Linked DNA regions of Homo sapiens: region 1 is linked to region 2. Evidence: read pairs that join two places in POLR2A ChIA-PET (ENCODE). Cell type or tissue: MCF 10A. All regions are shown on one strand.

Region 1 (2,500 bases), 170 kb before region 2:
TTCTCTTGCCTGGGTCTAAGGGGAGCACTGCAAAGGGACTATAAGATCCCTGGAAGAAGTGAACTGTGTGTGTTCATTCATTGTTAGATCATTGGCTCTCAACCCAGTACCTGGCACCCGCTTCATGCTCTATGAGTATTTCTTGAAAGGACAACCTCTGGAGCTCATCTAGTGGGCAGCTTCATAGGTAGGAGAACTGGGGAAAAGAGAACATTTAGGAAAAAAGCGGTGTCAAATGCCAAAGGTGTGCTCTGCAGAAGAAAGGGTCCACAGGGCAGTACCTTCGATAGTGATAGAATTTCCAGGGAAGTAAACTTGGGTTTCACTATTATACAAACTTTCTATCAAAGCTGTCCCAAGATCTTATAGGCTACCTTAGAAGGAGGATCTTATGGGGACTGGAGACTAGATAATCCTCAAGATCCTTTCTGAGCTCGGGAGTTGGAATTCATAAATAAGGTCACTTTGGGGTCCAGGAGATTTTTAATCTGAGCAAAAAGGGATGATCCCCTCAGCCTCTCCAATTCAAGGGGTCATCTCATCTCAGGACATCCAGGCCCAGTAAACATGTTACATGGCATATACAAATATATCTTCAGCAAAGATTGGAGAGAACAGTCTCTGTCCTGTGTTCATAGAAATCCTAAGGTGTTGCCAGCCACATTGTTGCTGCAATTGTAAATTTTCACCATGCACACACCATGATGGGAGAGCAAGCCCTTCATGGCCAATAGGCAACAGACACCATTATGGACCCAAGGATACAAAACCATCCTGGGAAAGGGGGAGCACAGTTACCTCCAAGAGTTTTGAGCTTTCAGTTCCTACTTCTGTCAGTCCTGATCCTACTTAAATTGGAAGCTCCAAGAACCTTTTCTTCACTCAAGGCTCTTACCAAAGCTCTAATTCTCTATTGGGAGATAAGGTAAGGATGTTAAAACCCCACCACAGGGTTACAGGCTCTTTCACAGGTATAGCTATCTTACATGTACAAACTTGCTCACGCATAAGCACGGATACAACATTGAATGCATCTGTCTCACTTTCACGGGCAGAACTGGGAATGAGAGGAGGGGAGATGCCTGTGTTTTGACAGTTGTGAAGCAGTTCTCTAATCAATTGTTTGTGAGGTTCTCTACACAGTGTTGTTTGTAGTAATCCTTCACTTACCAGTATCAGCTTGGGGTGAGCTGACCAATTTATTGGATGTGGCTTCTAGCTGAGGCCCCCATTGAGAAAGTTACTTAAGGCTAGCAGGGCAGGAAGTTATGAAATATGGATTTCAGAAGAGGCTGGGAGAGAAAAAGGAGAGATACTGGGACTCTCTCTTTCTCCTCTCTTTCTGCCCCCTTTTCCAGCTGGTATGCTGGAAAAGCCCAGCTGTGGCCTGTGAGATGGGGGAGGGAGAGGAGGTTGGAGGGAGAGGAGACACTTAAAGGAGTGTGGGAATGAGCGAGCTGCTGCTTGTTTGCTGGGAAGGAAGCCAAGTTGGAAGTGAGCCTGGATGTAAAGGAGCTGGCAAGAAAATACTGTATGGCCCAAGCTGCATACCATCCCCCTCCTGAGATGCATCAGGTATAAGCCAGAGTTTACATGTGCATATAGTACACATTTGATACCTCCTTCTGTGTATGGTAAAAGCAAAGGTGAGGTGTACCCAGGGCTGACTGTCTCATGACGAAATAGCACAATTGAGTAAGTTACAATTTGAAATCCAGGTAGATGCAAATTGTCAGGGAAAGAAAGGGGGGAGTTTCCAAATATAGGTTCTATCCAACTCTGTAATCCAAGAATGACCTCATGCCCCACAAGGGGGACACAAGGGCCCCAGTCCTGAACCCAGCGAATTGTACTCATGAGGATTTTTGCAGGACCTGTCCATAGAGGGGTTGAGAAGGACAGATCAAATTATTTTTCTCCTTCATGGAAAGATTGTTTTGGATGTGATTGAATAGAATCAACATCAATGTCTGAAAGAACCCTCTTGAAGCCACCCCAGTGGCTAGCATAGGGCTCTGCATACAGTAGGTACTCATTATTTGCTAATCGTTTCCCCTGCTACTTGCACATGTTCATTCCAGATTAATAGTGCTATCTTTGGTCCCTAGTATATGTGTGGTAGAAGACATATTTGTGTGTGTGTGTATAAACGAAAAGGCCAAGCAATGAGGGTATGGATGACCCCTTGCAATCTCATCCAACCTCATTTTCTGTTTCTATAATGAGAAATAGCAATGATTCTTGTCCTGGTAATCATAGTGATCATTATCTTGGCTTGAGACCATTTGGCCAGCATGCATTTCCTTATACTATTGCAGAATGATGGGAAGAACATGGGCTTTGAAGTCCAAAATACATGGATTTCATTCCCATTTGGGGCCCTTCCCAGCAGAGTGGTCTTGGGCAACTTATTTAACCTCCCTGGACCTAGATTTTATTGTTTATAAAACAGAGATAAAATACTGAATTTGAACATTTGTAAGGAATTGACATGATGCAT
Region 2 (2,500 bases):
GCAAAGGCCAGGTCTTCAGTACAATAAAAAGCCAACTTTCAGGGATAAAACACCCTACCTACTCATCTTTATCCCATCTCAGAAATGACAGTGATAGTAACATGAATTTAAGTCATTTTTAGCTCCACTGGCATACACTGCTATTCATATTGAGAATGATAATTTCCACGGCCCAGACTCATTTCCAGGATGCTGTATGCCTCTTTCCCTGTGATAGTCGCCAACTGTTTAGGAAGAAAAGAGATGCTAGGATAGCATTACCTTAATGGCTTCTTCCCGGAAGGCTCGGATGCAGTCTATGCTCTTCATAAAATACGGTGTTTCATTAGTATCCAAAAACTGTTCGATGTGATTTATGAGCTGGTTACTCGCTAAAACATAAGACAACAAATTTTCTTAGATTTGAGTGATGCCTGAGAGAGGGTATGCTTCTGTGTTTGTGCCTATAAGTATGTATTATAGTTCACAAGCCTCATGGTCAGCAAGCACAATTGCCATACTTCTTTTAGGGGAGAGATGAGATGCAAAATTCTGATTTCAAAACTCTGTATTTGCAAAGTCTGAATGATACCTATTGATATTTGTCAAGAAATTAATTTCTAAAATGCTGAGAATTATAGTTGAAATATTCCTTTTTGGGATGTCAGAACCTAGGTTGTAGTTATTTTTAAAACTGCTGTTGTTGTTATTTTATTTTCCCCCAGAATTTAGGGGCCATTTGGATAATTCAAAACTGCCTTTCCTATTGTATTCACAGAAAACAGATCCTCTAGTCCCTCCCCTAATTCTACTCAGGATAATTGTCGAACAGTGCTGGGCAGTGAAAAATAATGAGCCAGGGACACCCCATCTTCTACCAATCCAAGGTTAAATTAGAAAAGATCAGCCCTAGTCTTAACAAAATATCCCTTTCGAATGAGAAATCATTGCTATCTACCTTATGCCCTTAGCTGGACCTGAATATTCTCCCTATTGCTCACTACTCCAAAAGCCACAAATACTTAATAAACAGTAACTGTCAGCAAGCAATGTCATAAATGCTACAGAAAGAGAAAATGCATTCATAGTGTTATCATTTCCAAAGTAGATTACACCTTACAAAGAAACAAAAAATTCTTCAGTATGAATAAAAAGCAGAGGAAAAAGGAAATCTAAAAGTCATGAGGAAACTTAATGCTGTGCAGATCAAAACTGACCCTTAAGATCTGTGTGTGGAAGAACAAATCAGGGAGATGTGGGTAATCATGCCTAAAGGCTCCTCTCCCTTGTCCCCTGAAACCATTCACTAGCTGTGGCTGTTTGGCAATTTATGCTGAATGTTCAAGATATTCTATGACTGCCTGTTTCCCCAAATCACAGCCTCCTGTGAGCATTCTAGCAGCTACCTGTGTATGCACAATGCTAAAGAAAACTACTTTCAAGCTTTACCAATAAAGGCCCCAGGCCACTAACTCTGTGAATCACAGTGACCTGAACATTACTCAATGCCTTCCTTATTAAAAACATGAAATCGGTGCTAAGAATCTACTTATTTCCTAAGGACCATACAGCATGTGGAAAGGATTAAAAAACTGGATGAAGTATTTTTTAATACAGCAATTTTCTAACAAGGGAAAAATATCCCCAGTAACCGTTTCATCCCTTCTACCAACTCGGAGATTATGATCTCCATTATAAGAAAGCACTTAACAAACTTGAGGGATTAAAGAAACATTTCCCTGCAATTTCAAAAATCTTTACCAACGTATCCCGCAGCAGTGAATTAATATCCAATTACAATTCAAAATAGAGAGAGAATGTTCAGATGAACCTTTTTAAACAAGGTAAATAATACAACCCTGATTAGTAGGCAGAGCAGAAAACCATCAACAAAAGCTCAAAGCAAACAGAAGTTATCTCCCCTTTTCAGCTTGAAAAGCAAAGTAACAGAAATGTTTGATAACAGAAAGCGGTGTACTTTCCCAGATCATCTGATACAAAGTTCACTCGAGGTTACATATTTGGGCACAAATAAAAACCTTTACAGGCCAAGGGCAATAATCCTAGAGACTCTAAATTCTCCATTTCTTTTGAAATGAGAATAGGAAATCTTAGGAAGCTATAATATAAATGTTTCTCTTTGTTTGATAGTATATACTTATTGTGCAACTACTATGTAGAAGATACTATGTTATGTTCTGTGGGAGACAGAATTAAGTTGAAGACAAGGCCCTTGCCTTTGAGGAGTTTGCAGTTGAATAGGGAATATAATGCATATACATAAAATTAACACTGGGAAATAATGTGAAGAGGGCTATGAGTTTTAAGGAAATATATTAATTGGTTTGAATTTTTAAAAAATCTTTGGTGATTACAGAAAGCTTCACAAATCAACATGGCTTTTTAGCTAGGCAATGAAAAACAGAATTTGGCAATTACACAGCAGGAAACACAATTAGCCTAAGTATGAAGAAGAAAGCACAAGCTGTGTTTGGAGAAAAGCAAATGGCCTCATACATGG

What was found. ChIA-PET counts read pairs that join two places held together with the same protein. Peaks named below come from ENCODE experiments on the same cell type or tissue, not always from the same donor. Only the 100,000 strongest peaks of a DNase experiment are listed, where the experiment ranks them.
Region 1: POLR2A ChIA-PET joins it to region 2 with 5 read pairs; 6 of 35 experiments call an interaction of 5 or more read pairs at or near these places.

The regions. Positions count from the first base shown.
Region 1 is chr2:216,361,929-216,364,428 of GRCh38, reverse strand. All of the region lies in intron 1 of MARCHF4 (membrane associated ring-CH-type finger 4), which reads left to right. Among named protein-coding and RNA genes, the nearest start is that of MARCHF4, 9.3 kb to the left of the region's middle. In MCF 10A, no CTCF peak of the experiment used is centred here; a DNase peak (open chromatin) is centred at 1,488.
Region 2 is chr2:216,188,096-216,190,595 of GRCh38, reverse strand. XRCC5 (X-ray repair cross complementing 5) reads right to left here. Exons shown (of 21, transcript NM_021141.4): 17 at 262-371. Among named protein-coding and RNA genes, the nearest start is that of LINC01963, 28 kb to the left of the region's middle. In MCF 10A, no CTCF peak of the experiment used is centred here; a DNase peak (open chromatin) is centred at 1,445.